Regions from separate parts of the Homo sapiens genome. Here region 2 is linked to region 1. Evidence: chromatin loops called from intact Hi-C (ENCODE). Cell type or tissue: CD4-positive, alpha-beta T cell. All regions are shown on one strand. Each heading gives the region's core, and the rest is flanking DNA. Links, peaks and the distances in the headings are about the cores only.

What was found. Hi-C counts contacts between places; a loop is a spot of excess contacts. Peaks named below come from ENCODE experiments on the same cell type or tissue, not always from the same donor. Only the 100,000 strongest peaks of a DNase experiment are listed, where the experiment ranks them.
Region 2: it touches region 1 in a loop (3-fold over the local background); 31 of 110 quality-filtered maps call a loop at or near these places.

Annotation. Positions count from the first base shown.
Region 1 is chr12:110,701,111-110,711,642 of GRCh38, forward strand. It overlaps a transcript of HVCN1 not described here and a transcript of PPP1CC not described here. Among named protein-coding and RNA genes, the nearest start is that of HVCN1, 17 kb to the left of the region's middle. In CD4-positive, alpha-beta T cell, for the core only: no CTCF peak of the experiment used is centred there; a DNase peak (open chromatin) is centred at 3,821.
Region 2 is chr12:110,829,497-110,840,028 of GRCh38, forward strand. No RefSeq gene overlaps it. Among named protein-coding and RNA genes, the nearest start is that of CCDC63, 12 kb to the right of the region's middle. In CD4-positive, alpha-beta T cell, for the core only: no CTCF peak of the experiment used is centred there; no DNase peak of the experiment used is centred there.

The sequences.
Region 1 (10,532 bases), core at 2,306-4,805:
TTGTATCCAGCTGCGCCCAGTGCTACCCTGGACATGTTAGTTGTACAAGCCAGCAGATTCCCTCTGCGCTACGGCCAGTTTGTTTCTGTCACTTTCACCTGAAGAGCGCTGACTAATGGAGGTAGAGCGCTCCAGCCTGTTTTTATCACCATCTAGAGGGAGCTGGGGAACACCTGTGTGTTTTATAAAACTACTAGGGCCTAGAGCAGTGTTTTTCCAAGTGCAGGCCACAAAAAAACAATACCAGCATCACTCTGATACTAAACTTGATGAAAATGCACATTCTTGGGCCCCAACTTCCAAATCAGAATCTTGGGCAGTGAGGCCCAGGACTCTGCATTTTGTCTAGCACTCCAGGAGATCTTCAGGGCACCCAATTTGAGAACCAGTGGCTGAATTAGGTGACCTGGGATCCAATCTAGCTCAGAGCCTGCCACCAACTTGGATATTAAAACAGGTCCCTGAGCTGGGCGAGGTGGCTCACGCCTGTAATCCCAGCACTTTGGGAGGCCAAGGTAGGCAGATCACTTGGGGTCAGGAGTTCAAGACCAGCCTGGTCAACATGGTGAAACCCCATCTCTACTAAAAATATAAAAAGTAGCTGGGCATGGTGGTGCACGCCTGTAGCTCCAGCTACTGGGGAGGCTGAGGCAGGAGAATCACTGGAACCTGGGAGGCGAAGGTTGCAGTGAGCTGAGATCGTGCCATTGCACTCCAGCCTGGGCGACAGAATGAGACTCTGTCTCAAAAACAAAACAAAACAACAAGAACAAAACAACAACAACAACAACAACAACAACAACAACAAAACACACACAGGTCCCGGTAGCTTTTCTTTTTTCTTTTTTTTTTGAGACGGAGTTTCACTCTTGTTGCCCAGGCTGGAGTGCAATGGCACGATCTTAGCTCACTGCAACCTCGCCTCCCGGGTTCAAGTGATTCTCTTGCCTCAGCCTCCCCAGTAGCTGGGGCTACAAGTGACTAAAACTTGGTCTAACACATCACAGGCACACATATATGCTTGTAAATACAAAGTAATGATCTAGAAGAAGACAGAAGAAACCAAGACTGAGGAAGTCTTGGCATCAAAATGGCCCTGGTTTCTGGTTCTAGATCAGCGCGGCTCCCCCACCCCTTCTGGTCTGGGCCTGGTGTATGTGGCCCTGAGTCAACCTTTGGTGAGCACGCAGGTACTTACCAGGGGCTTGGGGCCAAGTGGGGCCATCTGTGACACAGGGTCAGGAAGTTAGATGCTTGCAAATAAGCATTTCAGATGAGCCAGTCTACTTTCAAATGCCGTTGGGGTGAGGTAGGCAGCGTTCTCTTTGGAAAACAGGAGGGCAAGACAATACAATAAACTATTTAATTTATTATTATTATTATTATTTTTGAGACAGAGTCTTGCTCTGTCACTCAGGCTGGAGTGCAGTGGCATGATCTTGGCTCACTGCAACTGCTGCCTCCCGGGTTCAAGCAATTCTCCTGCCTCAGCCTCCCAAGTAGCTGGGATTACAGGTGTGCGCCACCATGCCTGGCTAATTTTTGTATTTTTTTTTTTTTTGAGATGGAGTTTTGCTCTTGTTGCCCAGGCTGGAGTGCAATGGCACAATCTTGGCTCACTGCAACCTCCACCTCCCGGGTTCAAGTGATTCTCCTGCCTCAGCCTCCCGAGTAGCTGGGATTACAGGCATGTGCAACCATGCCCAGCTAATTTTGTATTTTTAGTAGAAATATGGTTTCTCCATGTTGGTCAGCCTGGTCTCGAACTCCTGACCTCAGGTGATCTGCCCGCCTCGGCCTCCCAAAGTGCTGGGATTACAGGCATGAGTCACCATGCCCAGCAATTTTTGTATTTTTAGTAGAGTCAGGGTTTCACCATGTTGGCTAGGCTGGTCTTGAACTCCTGACCTCAAGTGATCCTCCTGCCTTGGCCTCCCAAAGTTCTGGGATTACAGGTGTGAGCCACCGCACCAGGCCCAGTAAACTATTTTAAAAAATGCAAGGCTTGGTGCAGTGGCTCCCAGCGCTTTGGGAGGATCATTTGAGCCCGGGAGTTTGAGACCAGCCTGGGCAACATAGTAAGGTCATGTCTCTACCAAAAAAAAAAAAAAAAAAAAAAATTAAAAATTAGCTGGATGTGCTCTGGTGCATGCTTGTAGTCCCAGCTACTTGAGAGGCTGAGGTGGGAGGATTGCCTGAGCCCTGAGGGTTGAGGCTGCAATGAGCTGTGATCCCACCACTGCCCTCCAGCTTAGAAGACAGAGTGAGATCCTGACTCTAAAAAAAAAGGAAAAAAAATTAAAAATTAAAAAAAATTTAAAAAATCATCTTGTGGCGATCCAAGCAGAAATATTTATACATAAAATGGTATCTAAGACTTCAAAATAACCATATTGGGCGAGTGCCGTGGAGATGAAACAAATTTGGCTCCAACTTGATGCCTGCTAAGGCTGAATGATAGGTATGTGGGGCTTCAGAAGTACTCTTCTACTTGTGTATATATTTGATTCTTTTTCAGAGTTAAAACAAATAAAAACGACCGCCCCACTTTGTTTATTTATTTATTTCCCCCCGCCTCTCTCTTTTTTTTTTGAGACAGAGTTTCACCTCATCGCCTAGGCTGGAGTGCAATGGCATGATCTCGGCTCACTGCAACCTCTGCCTCCCAGGTTCAAGCGATTCTCGTGTCTCAGCCTCCCAAGTAGCTGGGATTATAGGCGTGCGCCACCATGCCTGGCTAATTTTTGTATTTTTAGTAGAGATGGGGTTTCACTATGTTGGCCAGGCTTCTCTCGAACTCCTAGCCTCATGTGATCTGCCCACCTCGGCCTCCCAAAGTACTGGGATTACAGGTGTGAGTCATCACGCCTGGCCTATTTTTCTCTTTTTTAAAATGTATTGTTTCTCTTATTAAAAATTTTTTGGGACCTCTCCAGTTTGATTGACAATTTGACTGCATGAAATTTATCCAACAGAGATCACCTAAGTTGAACATGTGTACGCCTAAGTATGGGCCAGGATATTCCCTCTGGCATGATTTATAGTAGCAAACAAGGGCAAACAACCTAAAAGTCCGTCCATGGGGGGTGGTTAAATAAATGATGGTAAAGCCATACAAAGGAATATTGTGTGGCTCTTAAGAAGAAGGTAGCAATATGTACACATAATACAGAATAATCCCCAAGATTTATTATTTAGTATAGGTTAATATACTCACTTAAATAGAAATGTAGAAGTGTATACAAAAAATAGTGTGGGCCAGGCATGGTGGCTCACGCCTGTAATCACAACACTTTGGGAGGCTGATGCGGGCAGATTGCTTAAGCCCAGGAGTTTGAGACCAGCCTGGGGCAACATAGCAAGACCCTGTCTCTACCAATAATTAAAAAAAAAAAAAATTAGCCAGGTGTGGTAGTGCGTGCCTGTGGTCCCAGCTACTTGAGAGGCTGAGACGGGAGGATCACTTGAGGCCAGGAGTTGGAAGCTGCCGTGAACTATGATTGTGCCACTGCACTATAGCCTGGGCATCAGAGTGAGACCCTGCCTCTAAAAAGAATAAAGTTAAAAAACAAAAATAGAACACACCTCCCCAGGTAAACAAATGCAGGGGTAGTAGCTAAAGCACTGTCACTGTAAATGAACAGCCACACCTGGTGACTAGTAGGCCCCCAGGTATCCCCCTGGGCTGGGTTTCAGGGATGGGGCCCTGCCATTCCTTCTGGCACAATCCTAGAGCTGGCCTAGGGTCCACTGAGCTCACTTGCCTCTTTTGGCCCCGATGCAGTGGGCACTTCTCCACCTGCACATGTTCACCTCCAGGAGGCAGGCTGGGAAAGAAGCTTGTTACAAAGAACAAACGTTTCCAGGTAAACACTGTCAGCTGTGATGGCATAAAACAGGTCCCCATGTCTGATCATACGGTTTTTTTTCCCCACACACGTTTTTTCTATTGTACTTTTGGCTTCACGCTTCTCTATTTTCAATGAAGTGAAGAAGAACCTTATTTCAATAAGCTTTTTGAAAAATTAGAATCAGGGGCTGAGTTGAAAGAATAGAATGAAATAGAGCTCTACAATGTATTAATATGGGAAATCTACAAGATACAGTAAGTAATGAAAACAATGACTCGATGTCATTTGTTAGGAAGATAGGTACTTATACACGCTGGCACAAAAAACAAACAGGGACAGTTTCCTCTGGGGAGGGATCAGGGGCAAAGGGACAATTTAATTTCACATTTTAAAGTGTCTGCATTTTTGTTTTAAAAGACTGTTTTCCAGCCTGGGCAACATGGAGAGACCCTCACCTCAGGTTCGGGAGGCTGAGGTGGGGGGATTGCTTGAGCCTGGGAGGTTGAGGCTGCAGTGAGTCGTGATTGCACCACTGCACTCCAAGCCTGCGCAACAGAGCAAGACACTGTCTCAAAAAAAAAAAAAAAATTGTTTACAGTGCTTTTATGTTCATGGCAAAATTGAAAGGAAGGTACAGAGATTTCTCATATACCCTTTGCCCCCACTCCATGCATAGGAGTATTTGGATCTTTAAACCATGATTTACATGCTATAACATTTATTAAAAAATTAATTTAAAATGTTAAAATATGCTAAAAGAAAAGAAAAGAATCTGGGAGGCTGAGGTGGGAGGGTAGGAGGATCGCTTGACATCAAGGCTACCGTGAGCTGTGAGTGCACCAGGGCAATCCAGCCTGGGAGACAGAGTGAGACCCTGTTTCAAAAAGAACCAGTAATTGATTTGTTGACTGCATGAAATTACTTTCCTGGCTGGGCGCGGTGGCTCACGCCTGTAATCCCAGCACTTTGGGAGGCCGAGGCAGGTGGATCATGAGGTCAGGAGATCAAGACCATCCTGGCTAACACGGTGAAACCATGTCTCTACTAAAAACACAAAAAATTAGCCAGGCGTGATGGAGGGCGCCTGTAGTCCCAGCTACTCGGGAGGCTGAGGCAGGAGAATGGCATGAACCTGGGAGGCGGAGCTTGCAGTGAGCCGAGATCGTGCCACTGCACTCCAGCCTGGGTGACAGCGAGACTCTGCCTCAAAAAAAAAAAAAAAAAAAAAAAAAGGAAAAAAAGAAATTACTTTTCCTTCAGTTTCCTAGTTGGCTCTGTGTTACTTCTGGAAAGCTTGTGGATCTCTGTGGAACAGAATTTCCTAACTGTGCTTTTAGCAAACTATCAGCTACATGATGGTAGGGGGATGGAGTTCTTGTTTTGTTGTTACTGTGTTTTACACCTTTCATCAGTGCTACCTGGATTTGGTGGCAGGAAATAGTCAAACAATAAAAATAATACCTAATATTTGCTGCCTATTATGTGTCTGGGTTCTTTCCATGTACTAATTTATTTAGTCTCAGAGTAACCATTGATATAGATGCTGCTATCCCTATTTTTTTATTATTATTATACTTTAAGTTCTAGGGTACATGTGCACAATGTGCAGGTTTGTTACATAGGTATACATGTGCCATGTTGGCTTGCTGCACCCATCAACTCGACATTTACATTAGGTATTTCTCCTAATGCTATCCCTCCCCCAACCCCCCACCCCCCGACAGGCCCCTGTGTGTGATGTTCCCCACCCTGTGTCCATGTGTTCTCATTGTTCAACTCCCACTTACGAGTGAGAACATGCAATGTTTGGTTTTCTGTTCCTGTGTTAGTTTGTTGAGAATGATGGTTTCCAGATTCATCCATGTCCCTTCAAAGGACATGAACTCATCCTTTTTATGGCTGCATAGCATTCCATGGTGTATATGTGCCACATTTTCTTAATCCAGTCTATCATTGATGAACATTTGGGTTGGTTCCAAGTCTTTGCTATTGGGAGTAGTGCTGCAGTAAACATATGTGTGCATGTGTCTTTATAGTAGAATGATTTATAATCCTTTGGGTATATACCCAGTAATGGGATCACTGGGTCAAATGGTATTTCTAGTTCTAGATCCTTGAGGAATCGCCACACTGTCTTCCACAATGGATGAACTAATTTACAGTCCCACCAACAGTGTAAAAGTGTTCCTATTTCTCCACATCCTCTCCAGCACCTGTTGTTTCCTCACTTTTTAATGATCGCAATTCTAACTGGTGTGAGATGGTATCTCATTGTGGTTTTGATTTGCATTTCTCTGATGACCAGTGATGATGAGCATTTTTCATGCGTCTGTTGGCTGCACAAATGTCTTCTTTTGAGAAGTGTCTGTTCATATCCTTTGCTCACTTTTTGATGGGGTTTTTTCTTGTAAATTTAAGTTCTTTGTAGATTCTGGATATTAGCCCTTTGTCAGATGGGTAGATTGCAAAAATTTTCTCCCATTCTGTAGGTTGCCTGTTCACGCTGATATTTTATTTTGCTGTGCAGAAGCTCTTTAGTTTAATTAGATCCCATTTGTCTATTTTGGCTTTTTTTGTTGCCATTGTTTTTGGTGTTTTAGTCATGAAGTCTTTGCCCATGCCTATGTCCTGAATGGTATTGTCTAGGTTTTCTTCTAGGGTTTGTATGGTTTTAGATCTTACACTGAAATATTTAATCCATCTTGAGGTAATTTTTGTATAAGGTGTAAGGAAGGGATCCAGTTTCAGCTTTCTGCATATGGCTAGCCAGTTTTCCCAGCACCATTTATTAAATAGGGAATCCTTTTCCCATTTCTTGTTTTTGTCAGGTTTGTCAAAGGTCAGATGGTTGTAAATGTGTGGTGTTATTTCTGAGGCCTCTGTTCTGTTCCATTGGTCTATATATCTGTTTTGGTACCAGTACCATGCTGTTTTGGTTACTATAACCTTGTAGCATAGCTTGAAGTCAGATGCTGCTATCCCTGTTTTACAAGGGAAGCACTGAGGCACAGGGAGATTAAGGGATTTGCCCAAGGTCACACACAACCAGAATGCAAGAGTCAGGATTCCCACCTGGGCCACTGGCTGCAAACCCCAGGCTTTAACCACTGCCCAGTATGGCCTCTCAAGAGAAGCAACAGCTTCCAGAAGCTGCCCCTGTGGGCTTCTGTAGACTGGGGTGCCAGTGTAACTAGCTACATGAATCCACCAACTCACTACAGAAAGGGGTACCCTGCTTCTGTAACAGCTAGGTTGAGCTGCATAGTTTGCAGAAAACCTTAGTATAGTTTTGAGTTAGTTTCCTACTTCTTTACAACAATTGGCTCTTAAAGGAATAGAAAGCTTAAATGGAATCTCACCCATCTATCTATATTGTTTAGAAACTATTAGCAACTCAGAAAGTTCTCTCATGGCTGAAAGATATATATGACTCCAATGTTTATTCATCAAAACAAACACATGCACAATGAAAATATTACAGTTATTACCAATGGGATCTCCATTACTCTTGGCAAAACAATTTTCTCCTGAGAATTCACAACCAGGATCTGCAGGTTTGTGGCCTAATTTCATGAGACTTGTATGATCTGAAAAATGTCAAGTGGGTCTGGGCATGGTGGCTTACACCTGTAATCCCAGCACTTTGGGAGGCCAAGGTAGGCAGATTACTTGAGGTCAGGAGCTCGAGAACAGCTTGGCCAACATGGTGAAACCCCGCCTTTACTAAAAGTACAAAAATTAGCCGGGCATGGTGGCAGACACCTGTAAATCCTGCTACTTGGGAGGCTGAGACAGGAAAATTGCTTGAATCTGGGGTGGAGGTTGCAGTCAGTGAGCTGAGATCGCACCACTGCACTCCAGCTTGGGTGACAGAGCGAGAGTCCATCTCAAAAAAAAAAAAAAAAAAGAAAAGAAAAGAAAAATGTCAAGTGAGCAAGTGAGGATTTAAAGTCTAGGTTGATACTGCCCCAGTCTACCAGCAGAGGCAAACTCTGATCTTCTCTGGAGGAGCTCAACTTCAATTCAGGCCGCAGAGAATCCCATGGATAAAGATGTGAAGAAAATGGGCAACTCTGTCAAAAAATCACAACACACACAGAGAAACAACTATGAGGAACAATAGAAACAACAGATGATAGAAACATTCAGAAGAATGGCAAAACCCCCCACAAAAACACACAAATGATAGATACAAACCCACAAACACTTCAGATATTGGAATAATCAGATAGAACATAAAATAACCATGTTTATTATATTTAGAGAAATAAAACTTTTTTTTTTTTGAGACAGAGTCTCCCTCTGTTGCCCAGGCTGGAGTGCAGTATCGCGATCCCGGCTGACTACAACCTCCACCTCCCGGGTTCAAGCAGTTCTCTGCCTCAGCCTCCCGAGTAGCTGGGATTACAGGCATGTGCCACCATGCCTGACTAATTTTTTGTATTTTTAGTAGAGATGGAGTTTCACTATATTGGCCAGGTTTGTCTTGAACTCCTGATCTCATAATCCACCCACCTCGAGCTCCCAAAGTGTTGAGATTACAGGCATGAGCCATGGTGCCCGGCCAAAAAACGTCAGACCAGAAGGCCATGGGGTCAAATAATTTTTTTTTTTTGAGACGGAGTCTCACTCTGTTGCCCAGGCTGGAATGCAGTGGTGTGATCTCGGCTCACTGCAACCTTTGCCTCCCTCGTTCAAGTGATTCTCCTGCCTCAGCCTCCCCAGTAGCTGGGATTACAGGTGCCTGGCTAATTTTTGTATTTTTAGTAGAGATGGGGTTTCACTATGTTGGCTAGGCTGGTCTTGAACTCCTGACCTCAAGTGATCCACCCGACTCAGCCTCCCAAAGTGCTGGGATTACAGGCATGAGCTACTGCGCCTGGTCAAATTTTAAAAGTTTTAAAAAGATTAGCAAGAAATAATAGATAATGAAGAATGACCAAGTGGATTGTGAAAAACAAAAAACTCCAAAATAATAATAATAATAATAATAATAATAATAATAATAATAATAAAGGAAAACAAAAAACCCAATAGAACTTGAGATAAAAATGTAGTAATTAAAATTAAAAATTCAGTGCATGGATTAGATTAAGCACAACTGAAGAAAAAATTAGTAAACTAGAAGATAGAGCTGAGGACATTATCAAGAATGCAAACCATAGGGAAAGAGATGGAAAAAAACAAGATGTTAAAGTGAAATGAAAGACAGAATGAGGTCTAATACACCTCATTATATTTCCCAAAGAGAATAGGAAAAAGGGCAAAGATAACCTCTAATATTAATAATGCAAATTAAGGCCAGGTGCAGTGGCTCAGGCCTGTAATCCCAGCACTTTGGGAGGCCAAGGTGGGCGGATCACCTGAGGTCAGGAGTTTGAGCCCAGCCTGGCCAACATGGTGAAACCCTGTCGCTATTAAACATTTCAAAAATTTTCAAAACAAAAATATTTTTGTTTTGAAAAACAAAAATTAGGCTGGGTGCGGTGGCTCACACCTGTAATCCCAGCACTTTGGGAGGCCAAGGCGGGTGGATCACAAGGTCAGAAGATTGAGACCATCCTGGCTAACATGGTGAAACCCCATCTCTACTAAAAATACAAAAAATTAGCTGGGTGTGGTGGTGGGTGCCTGTAGTCCCAGCTACTCAGGAGGCTGAGGCAGGAGAATGGCATGAACCCAGGGGGCAGAGCTTGCAGTGAGCGGAGATTGCACCACTGCACTCCAGCCTGGGTGACAGAATGAGACTCTGTCTCAAAAAAAAAAAAAAAAAAAAAAAAAAAATGCTTGCTGGGTGAGGTGGCTCATGCCTGTAATCCTAGCACTTTGGGAGGCTAAGGTGGGCGGATCACTTGAGCTCAGAAATTCAAGACCAGCCTCGGCAACAAGGCAAGACCCTGTCTCTCTAAAATATAAATAAAAATGTTTAGGCCGGGCAGGATGGCTGACGTCTGTAATCCCAGCACTTTAAAAGGAGGCTGAGGCAGGTGGATCACTTGAAGCCAGGAGTTCGAGACCAGCCTGGACAACATGGTGAAACCCCGTCTCTACTAAAAATACAAAAATTAGCCAGGCATGGTGGCATGTGCCTGTAATCCCAGCTGCTCAGGAGGCTGAGGCAGGAGAATTGCTTGAACTCAGGAGGCGGAGGTTGCAGTGAGTGATGGTGCCACTGCATTCCAGCCTGGGCGACAGAGTGAGACTCTGTCTCAAAATAAAATAAATAAATAAATAAAAATTTTTAAATGCTGAAGGAAACTGTTTACAGAAATACATATATTTCTCTTTCTATGAAGCTCAAAAATTGCCTGGTACTGTGGTTTGCACCTATAATCCCAGCTACTTGGGAGCCCGAGGCAGGAAGATCTCTTGAGGCCAGGAGTTCCAGACCAGCCTAAGCAATATAGCATGACCCTGTTTCTATAAAAATAAATAAATTGGCAAAATTTAACAGTATATTGCTTAGGGATACAAACACAATGAAGAAAAGTAAGGAAGTGATTACTTTCAAATTCAAGATCATGGTTAACTCTCGAGGGAGATGGGTAAGTATGTAACTGGGGAGGTACGCACACGGGCTCTTAAGTTATTGGTAATATTCTACTTCTTAACCCAGGCGATGGGTATGTGGGTGTTTTATGTATTCTTTTGTATTAAGACATTTCATTTAAAAAATACACT
Region 2 (10,532 bases), core at 4,067-6,566, 130 kb after region 1:
CTTTTGGCAAGGCTGTCATTGTGCTTGAGCACCCAGTATGTGAGGGAAGAAAACACAGAGCTCAAAGGGGCCTGGGAGGAATGGAAATAGGAAATTGGGGCGGGAGCTGGGGCGAAGTGGGGAGTCCATGCCCTCCTCGAGGGGTTAATTAAGACCCAGTGCTAGCTGACCGTCATGCCTAGAGTCAGACATTTGGGGTTCAGATCCTGGTTCTGCCCTTTACTCGTCGTGTGACACTGGACAAGTCACTTCACCTCCTTGTGCCTCAGTTTTCTCATCTGTAAAACTGAACAATAGCAGAACCCATCTTGGCCGGGTGCAGTGGCTCACACCTGTAATCCCAGCTCTTTAGGAGGCTGAGATGGGTGGATCACCTGAGGTCAGAAGTTCAAGACTGGCCTGGCCAACATGGTGAAACCCTGTCTCTACTTAAAATACAAAAAAAAAAAAAAAAAAAAAAAAATTAGCCAGGCGTGGTGGTATACATCTGTAATCCCAGCTACTTGGGTGGCTGAGGCAGCAAAATCGTTTGAACCCGGGAGGCGGAGGTTGCAGTGAGCCGAGATCATGCCATTGCACTCTAGCCTGGGTGACAGAGTGACACCCACTCAAAAACAAACAAAAAAAACAGAACCCATCTCACAGAGTTGTTCTGAGGGCTGAGTGGGTGAAAGTTCTGCAAGTGCTTAGAACAGTGTGTGGTGCATAGTAAAAAGTATTATATGCCAGGCGGGGTGGCTCGCACCCATAATCCAGCACTTTGGGAGGCCGAGGTGGGAGGATCACTTGAGCTCAGGAGTTCGGGACCAGCCTGGTAACCTAGGGAGACACTGTCTCTACTTAAAAAAAAAAAAAAAAAAAATTAGCCGGGCATGGTGGCGCATGCCTGTGGTCCAAGGTACTCAGGAAGCTGAGGAGGGAAGATAACCTGAGCCTGGAAGTTCAAGGCTACAGTGAGCTGTGATCACGCCACCACATGCCAGCCTGGTGACAGAGTGAGACCCTGTTTCAAAGAAAAAAGGCATTATTTATAACATTTGCTAAATAAATTAGGTAAATAAGAATGTAACCCTTTTTGTTGCCAGATCTTCTAATCTTTCGAGGAAAGTGAATCTGGAAATCCAAATTTTCATAATCCTATTAATGCCAAACACTCAGGCAGTTCCAAAACACCTTAATATGTTAAATATTAACAAAACGTTATGACGTAGATATGGTTATTACTCCCATTCTACAGATGGGGAAACTGAGGTACAAAGATGTCACATAATGAGTGCTGGGCTGGGCGTGGTGGCTCATGTCTGTAATCCCAGCACTTTGGGAGGCAGAGGCAGGCGGATCACTTGAGGTCAGAGTTCAAGACCAGCCTGGCCAACATGGTGAAACCCCGTCTCTACTAAAAATACAAAATTAGCCGGGTGTGGTGGTGCGCACCTGTAATCCCAGCTCCTCAGGAGGCTGAGGTAGGAGAATCACTTGAATTTGGGAGGTGGAGGTTGTATTGAGCTGAGATCACACCACTGCACTCCAGCCTGGGTAACAAGAGTGAACAAACAAACAAACGTGTTAAAATTATACTAGTTATTGGTAACTGGGATATAGGGTGACCAACTGTTCTGATTTTCCTGGGACTGTCCCTAGTTTTTGCACTGTCAGATCCACGTCCCAGGAAACCCTTCAGTCCAGGAAAATCAAGACTGTTCATCAGCCTAGGTTGAAACCTGGTCAGTGCGGCCCCAGCATCCTGCCCTTCACTACTGCGCTCCATTTTCTCTTGTGTGAATGCTCTGGATTTTTAAATGTTGGTCCCTGTGAGCCAAACGAACAAGTTGCAATTCTTGAAAGACTGATGCTTCGTGACATTAGATTTCCCACTTGTTATACAGGTGGGCCTCAGTTTCCTCACCTGTAAAGGGGGAAAATCATAATCTAGACCTCATAGGGTTCTTGTGAGCATTAAATGAGTTCATAGATGCGGAGCGCTTAAAGCCATGCCTGGAACAAAGAAAGTGCTTTATAAAAGTTTGTGCTCATGATTTGTGGTTGTTGTTGTTGTTGTTGTTGTTGTTGTTTGTTTCTTTTCTTTCTTTCTTTCTTTTTTTTTTTTTGAGACAGAGTCTCATTCTGTTTCCTAGGCTGGAGTGCAGTGGCATGATCTTGGCTCATTGCGACCTCCACCTCCCAAGTTCAAGCAATTCTCCTGCCTCAGCTTCCTGAGTAGCTGGGACTACAGGTGCACGCCACCAAGCCCAGCTAATTTTTGTATTTTTAGTAGCAATGGAGTTTTGCCATGTTGGCCAGGCTAGTTTTGAACTCCTGACCTCAAGTGATCTGCCTCAGCCTCCCAAAGTGCTGAGATTACAGGCATGAGCCACTGTGCCTGGCCTATGATTGTTGATAAATACATTCTCAAGATTCTCTCAGACTTTCTGAATCAAAATCTCCAGCCATGTCTCTGTGACTGGCCCCCAGTAAAAACCCTGGACACCAAGGCATGGGTGAGTCTTCCTGGTTGGCAATGCCTCTGACGTGTTGGTGTACATCATTGCTATTTGTTGTTTTTGTTATTTGTCACTTATAATTAAGTGATGTTTGTAAGAGTCCACAGGGAAAGGACAACTGGAGGCTCATATCTGCTCTCTGTGCCTTTAGTCTTTACTGATTTTGATCTGTACCCTCTCACTGTAGTAAACTATAACCATGAATATGACAGCTTTTCTAAGTTCTGGGGGTCCTTCTATGGAATCATTGAACCTGGGGTTGGTCTTGGGCAGCCATCTTGGAGCATATCTATTATAAAAGTTGGGAAAGTGGGAGATTTGCCTCTCATGGTCTTCTCCTTTTTGGGAAGAGACTCCCTGCAGAGATCTCCGTATGCCTCATTTGCCTGAAAGGATATGCCCATCCCTTGACTAATATGTTGGGTATGGTTTAGCTCAAATTAATCCATCCCCAGGACTAAGGAAGAAGTGTAATGGCAAGTGGGCAGGCAACTAAAAGTGACTTCTGTGCTGATGGGGTGGGTGCAGTCATTACCTTCACCTTGCAGATGAGGAAATGAGGCCCAGAGAGGTAAAGTGTCTTGCCCAAGATCTCATTGCTAGCTAGTGGCAGCCCAGGTCTTCCTGACTCCAGAGCCTATGTCCGGATGCTGTGATGTACCACTGCACCCAGCTTGGTGCCCTACAAACAGCAGACTCTATGGAAATGAGTTAGGGAAACAAAGATGCACGGCAGAGGGCCCAAGAAGAGGAAAGCGGCACCTGTTTCCTCCTAGCTATGCTGGCAGGGCATGGAAACATCTCTTTTTATTTATCAAGAGAAACAGCTTGATGTCTCATTTTTAAAAAAACAAAATGAGGAAAAATGATTGTTTTTAATGTTGTCTGTGATTTGAGCTGGTTGCCCAAGAAGTGTGGGAGAAGCTCTCTTAGGGTGAAAATTGCTCTCTTATTTAGGAAACCATCTGGATGAGACATTTTAGTTTCGGAGGTGATCCTTCCTAGCTCCTTCCATTTTCCCCGAGCCAATCTAGCAGAATCAGGAGATGAAAAGGGTTTCTTTTTTTCTTTTTCTTTTTTTTTTTTTTTTTGAGATGGAGTCTCACTCTTTTGCCCAGGCTGGAGTGCAGTAGCTTAATCTCGGCTCACTGCAACCTCCACCTCCCGGGTTGAAGCAATTCTACTGCCTCAGCCTCCCAAGTAGCTGGGATTATAGGTGCCTGCCACCACACCCGGCTAATTTTTTTTGTATTTTTTTTAGTAGAGATGGGGTTTCACCATGTTGGCCAGGCTAGTCTCGAATTCCTGACCTCAGGTGATCCACCCGCCTTGGCCTCCCAGAGTGCTGGGATTACAGGCGTGAACCACCGCATCCAGCCAAAAAGGGGTTAAATGTATCAGCATATTGTGCTAACCAGGATTCCGATTTTTGGATGGTCCAGAAGAGTGGGCAGTGTAGAGTTAGCCTGAGTTATTCTCAGTTGCCTCATCTGTAAAATGGGGATAATGTGGGTATCTACCCTGTGGGGTTGTTACAAGAATGTTGGCCAGGCGCGGTAGCTCACACCTGTAATCCCAGCACTTTGGGAGGCTGAGATGGGTGGATCATTTGAGGTCAGGAGATCAAAACCACCCTGGCCAACATGGTGAAACCCTGTTTCTAATAAAAGTACAAAAATTAGCCGGGCATGGTAGTGGGTGCCTGTAATCCCAGCTACTTGGGAGGCTGAGGCAGAAGAATTGCTTGAGCCTGGGAGGTGGAGGTTGCAGTGAGCCGAGTGCACCATTGCACTCCAGCCTGGGTGACAGAGTGAGATTCCATCTCAAGAAAAAAAAACAAAAGAATGTTTAAGTAAGTTATTGTATGAAAGGTGCTTAGAACAATGCCTGGCACATAGTAAGTGTTCAACCACTGTTACTACTACTGCTACTATTATTATTGCCATTGCTATTATCATGGAAGAGAGAGATTTTGATTTTCTATGGAGGGGACAGGAAGCTATAGGGGGTGAGTGGTGATCAGGGCCTAAAGAGAAAGATATTCAAGGGAGAAATTCACTGCCGTGGAGGAAGATTGTAGAACTTTATTAGTCGACTATATTAGCAGTTATGTAGGTTGCTAAATCTAAAACCTGAAAAAGAGTCGGCCGGGTGCGGTGGCTCATGCCTGTAATCCCAGCACTTTGGGAGGCTGAGGTGGGTGGATCACCTGAGGTCAGGAGTTTGAGACCAACCTGGCCAACATGGTGCAACCCTGTCTCTACTAAAAATACAAAAATTAGCCAGGCGTGGTGGCACACGCCTGTAGCCTGTAATCCCAGGTACCCGGAGGCTGAGACAGGAGAATTCCTTGAACCCAGGAGGTGGAGGTTGCAATGAGCCAAGATCGTGCCACTGCACTCCAGCCTGGGCAAAAGAGTGAGACTCCATCTCAAAAAAAAAAAAAAAAAAATTAACACTTTATTTCTCTCAGATAAAAGAAGTCTGGAAGAGGTAGGAGTCTAGGACTGTTGGCTACCCAAAGTTATCAGGAAGCCACAATCCTTCTATCCCTATGCTTATTATGGTTACAAGATGACTGCTGGAGCTCCAGCCATTATATCTACTTTTTAGGCAGGAAGGGAGATAATGGTGAAAGAAGGAAAGAGAGAGCATGCCAGCTCAGTCAGCCTGTTTTTAGGAGATTTCTTGGAAGTGTCATTCTTAGGTCCCATTCTCCCAGAAGACCCTGAACCAAAGATCCAGATGCAAATGATTAATTCGGGAAATGCTGTCAGGGGAAACTGGTCAGGGAGTGAAAGAAGCAGAATGAGGAAAAGGAACCCGCCAAGCAAGGGTGCAACTTCAGGGCAGCCTCAGCTGGATCCTTGGGGAGCTTGGGAGTATAAATTACATCTCAGAGTTTGTCCTGCCTCAAAGGAAAGGAACTGGGCCCCTGCATTTCAACCCAGCCATGGGCTGCCCAGAAGAGGTTGGGAGGAAGTAAATCTCCAGGAACTTCTGGCTTTCCATACAGCAGAGGTGGCACCATTGCCCAAATCTATGTTAGAAGCATAGAAAAGCTGCAGATGCTGGTGAACGTTTGCAGAGTTAGTAAAGGGTAGGCATCTGCTCAGGGCATCAGCAGAGCTCCTTCTACCCCACCCGCCATAGCTGCTGGTCCAGATCTTAGTCACATGGCTGTCCATTTCTGTAAAGGAGGCTGGGAGATGCAGTTTTTATTTTTTATTTATGTTTATTTTTTATTTTTTGAAATGGAGTCTTGCTCTGTCCCCCAGGCTGAAGTGCAGTGGCACGATCTCGGCTCACTGCAACCTCTGCCTCCCAGGTTCAAGCAATTCTCCTGCCTCAGCTTCCCAAGTAGTTGGGATTACAGGCACCTGTCACCACGCCTGGCTAATTTTTGTATTTTTAGTAGAGATGGGGTTTCACCATGTTGGCCAGGCTGGTCTTGAACTCCTGACCTTAAGCGATCCACCCACCTTGGCCTGCCAAAGTGCTGGGCTTACAGGCATGAGTCACCATGCCTGACTGAGATGTGGTTTTCAAAGCTGGGCATGTGCCATTCCCAGTAAAAGTAAGAAAAGAGAGGAAGGAGAGAGTAGATATTGAGGAGACAAACTGTCATGCTGAAGCTTCCATTTTCCCTTGAGGAGGAGGCCAGACAGACATGACCTTTGCTCGGAGCAGCTGGGCAGCACACGGGTACATATACTGCTTGGGGCACCAGGTCTCTGCTGCTGCCTCCAGATGGGCAGCCATTTGTTCTCCCCTGCCTTGCAGGGTCACAGCATGGCCTGCAATCTTCTCTTTTCCTCTCACTCTCCCGAGCTCTGTGAGCTCTACCCGTTCATAGCCTCAGCTGGGGAAAGTGGGACCATGACAGGGAGAGGAAGGTGGCACATAGAGGGAGGGAGAGAGCTCAGTTCTTTACTTTTTCAAAAAGATGAAACAAGGCTGAGGCAGGAGGATCACTTGAGCCTAGGAGGTTGAGGCTGTGCCGTGATTGCACCACTGCACTCCAGCCTGGGTGACAGATTGAGACCCTCTCTTGAAAAAAAAAAAAAAAGAAAAAGAAAAAGATGAGGCCAAGTGCAGTGGCTCCTGCCTGTAATCCCAGCACTTTGGGAGGCCGAGGTGGGTGGGTCACCTGAGGTCAGGAGTTCGAGACCAGCCTGGCCAACATGGTGAACCCCAACTCTACTAAAAATACAAACATTAGCCAGGTGTGGTGGCATGACCCTGTAATCCCAGCGACTAGGGAGGCCGAGGCAGGAGAATTGCTTGAACCCGGGAGGTGGAGGTTGCAGTGAGCCGAGATTGTGCCACTGCACTTCAGCCTGGGCAACAGAGTGACTTGGTCTCAAAAAATAAAAATAAAAAAAAAATAGAAATAAAATAAAAGATGAAAGCATTTGGCACAACTCCTGGTGCCAAATTGAAATTAATGCTGGCTTCACTCCCGGGCTGGTTCCCATCACTCTGCTGAAGGCACAGTCTCTGCAGCATTGAACCCAAGAAGGTCACTTACTTGTCACATGGGAAGGTGAGGAGTGGCTGTGACGGTCAGGGCTCCGAAGAAAACTGAATCCAACCCAGACAGTTCAAAAGACTTTAAAGAAGGACTTCTCTTAGAGTGTGGGCAGGGTTAAGGGAACAGAGAAGAGAGATTGAGGCACTGAGAGAATAGCAAGAGAAGGAAGCCATTGCCACACTAAAGGTAGGACAAGGCAGGAGAAGGAACTGATGTGATGGAAGCCCAGTGAGGGCTGGAGCTGGGGAGGGGGGCCATATAGACAGAAGCTGTAGCTACATAGGGATGTAGCGACTAGCAGGGACAGGATGTCAAAGTATGCAAGAACTTTGAAAGAAACGTCTCACATCTCTCTCACCCTGTCTGACTGGTCTCCTGCTGGTCTCTGTCATTGGCCACATTCAACCAGAAGACAGAAGGTAAGGGAGACCTTGAGTGATGTGGATCACACTGTCCACTTCTTGAGACACACAGCAGGAAGAGAAGAGTGGCAAATGAATTGGACAGAAGATGGACTAGACGACGAAAAACAATATGTACATACCATGCATATGCTTAATAGATGTGGGTATTTTATTTTATTTTGTATTAAACATTTTTAAATAGAGATGGGGGTCTCATTATGTTGCCCAGGCTGGTCTCTAACTCCTGGACTCAAGCGATCTTCCCACCTTGACCTCCCAAAGTGCTAGGATTATAGGTGCGAGCCACTGCACCAGGCCAGGTGTGGTTATTTTTACGTTTTTCGATGCTCTAGAATGTCCCATGAGTAGATAAGCCATAATTTACTTTAAAAATCCTCCTCTTGGCCATGGCGTGGTGGCTCACACTTGTAATCCCAGCACTTTGGGAGGCGGAGGTGGGCAGATCACAAGGTCAGGAGATCGAGACCATCCTGGCTAACACAGTGAAACCCTGTCTCTACTAAAAATACAAAAAATTAGCTGGGCGTGGTGGTGGGCACCTGTAGTCCCAGCTACTCGGGAGGCTGAGACAGGAAAATGTCATGAACCCAGGAGGCGGAGGTTGCAGTGAACAGAGATAGCGCCGCTGCACTCCAGCCTGGGCGACAGAGCAAGACTCCATCTCGAAAAAAAAAAAAAATCCTCCTCTTGTTCATCTGTCTAGAAAACTTTTGTATCGGAGTACAATACACACATATAAAGGGGTCCATATCAGAAGTGTATGGCTGGATGAATTTTCACAAATGAATTGATTATGTAACCAGATCAAGAAACAGAATATCTGCAGCCCTGAAAGCCTCTTGATTTCCCTTCCAGTTATTTCTTCTCTATCCCCCTCTACCATATAACCTCTATTCTGACTTCTAAAGGCAAAGTTAGCTTCCCCTAATTTTGTGCTTTATATGAATGGCATTTTTCAGTATGAGCTCTTCTGGGCTTGGCTTTTTTCATTCCAAGTGTTTATTTTGTTGATTTTTACTTATTTCCACTTGCCTATGTAGAGATGATTTTACAATCGGCATCTTTGTATATATGGATTTTTTTTGCCTTTGGCTTATTTTCTTTTTCTTTTTAAAAAGTGCAATGCTGTTAATGTAACTTGAAAAATACCTCAGCATTCTAAACATACAAAATAAAGAAGATTCTTCTTCTTCTTCTTCTTCTTTTTTTTCGACATGGAGTCTCACTTTGTTGCCCAGGCTGGAGTGCAGTGGCAAGATCTTGGCTCACTGCAACCTCCCCCTCCTGGGTTCTAGTGATTCCCCTGCCCCAGCCTCCCGAGTAGCTGGGATTACAGGTGCCTGCCACAACGCCCGGCTAATTTTTTTTTGTATTTTTTTTTTTTTTTTTTTGAGACGGAGTCTAGCTCTGTTGCCCAGGCTGGAGTGCAGTGGTGGGATTTCGGCTCACTGCAAACTCTGCCTCCTGGGTTCACGCCATTCTCCTGCCTCAGCCTGGCTTTTTTTGTTTTTTTAGTAGAGGCGGGGTTTCACCTTGTTAGCCAGGATGGTCTCAATCTCGTGATCCGCCTGCCTCGGCCTCCCAAAGTGCTGGGATTACAGGCGTGAGCCACCATGCCCAGCCTTTGTTTGTATTTTTAGTAGAGATGGGGCTTGCCATGTTGGCCAGGCTGGTCTCGAACTCCTGACCTCAGGTGATCTTCCTACCTCAGCCTTCTAAAGTGCTGGGATTATAGGCATGAGCCGCTGCGCCCGGCCTGATTCTTGAACTTTCACTGATGGGTGGCTCTTTGTTTGCTGACAAGGAAGAGTTCTGTAGTTTGTTTAAAACAAAATTTAGGCCAGGTGCAGTGGCTCATGTCTATAATCCCAGCACTTCGGGAGGCCGAGGTGGGAGGATCATTTGAGGCCAGAGGTTCAAGACCAGCCTGGCCAACACAGACCCTGTCTCTGTTAAAAAAAAAAAAAAAAAAGCCAGGTGTGGTGTAGTTCCAGCTCCTCAGGAGGCTGAGGTGGGAGGATCACTTGAGGCTGGAAGGTCAAGGCTGCAGTAAGCTATGACTGCACCACTGGACTCCAGTGTAGGTAACAGAGGGAGACCCTTTCTCGAAAAGAAAAAAAAAGGCTGGGCATGGTGGCTCACGCCTGTAATCCCAGAACTTTTTTAGGAGGCCGAGGCGGGTGGATCACCTGAGGTCAGGAGTTTGAGGCCGGCCTGGCCAACATGGCGAAGCCCTGTCTCTACTTAAAAATACAAAAATTAGCCAGGCGTGGTTGTGGGCACCTGTAATCCCAGCTACTCAAGAGGCTGAGGTAGGAGAATCGCATGAACCCGGGAGGCGGAGGTTGGGGTGAGTTGAGACCGCACCATTGCACTCCAGCCTGGGCAACAAGAGCGAAACTCTGTCTCAAAAAAACAAAAAACAACCAAAAAACCCCCAAACACTTCTCATGCCAGCTGATCCCACTTTGTCCACAGCTAAGAATGGCAGCAGAATGCTATGTCACTCTATACAGAAACAAGACCACCTGAAGCTAAATAGATGCTCACCACGGAGTCAACAGGTCCTGTCTCACAGTGCACGCCCTGAGCTACCACTCCTCCGAAAGCCATCTTCCCCCACGGCCTCATTGCCAAGTGAGGAACATCAAGAGTTTGTCTTGGTTGTTTTGTTCTTTTTTACAAACTATGGATATGTACAGTTGATAACTCAGGATTTCTAGCCAATAACCGTATAGTTAACATCGTCTTAGAATTTAAAAAAATGTCAGAAACATCTTTAAATGCCTTGCCATACCATCAAAGGGCACAGAGAGAGGAGAACACAAGAGTGCCTTTGCATTTTAAAAATCTTTGACTTGGCCGGGCATGGTGGCTGATGCCTGTACTCCCAGGAGTTTGGGAGGCCAAGGCAGGTGGATCATGTGAGGTCAGAAGTTCGAGACCAGCCTAGCCAACATAGCAAAACCCCATCTCTATTAAAAAATGCAAAAATTATCTGGGTGTGGTGGCGCACACCTGTAGTCCCAGCTACTTGGGAGGCTGAGGCAGGAGAATCGCTTTAATCTGGGA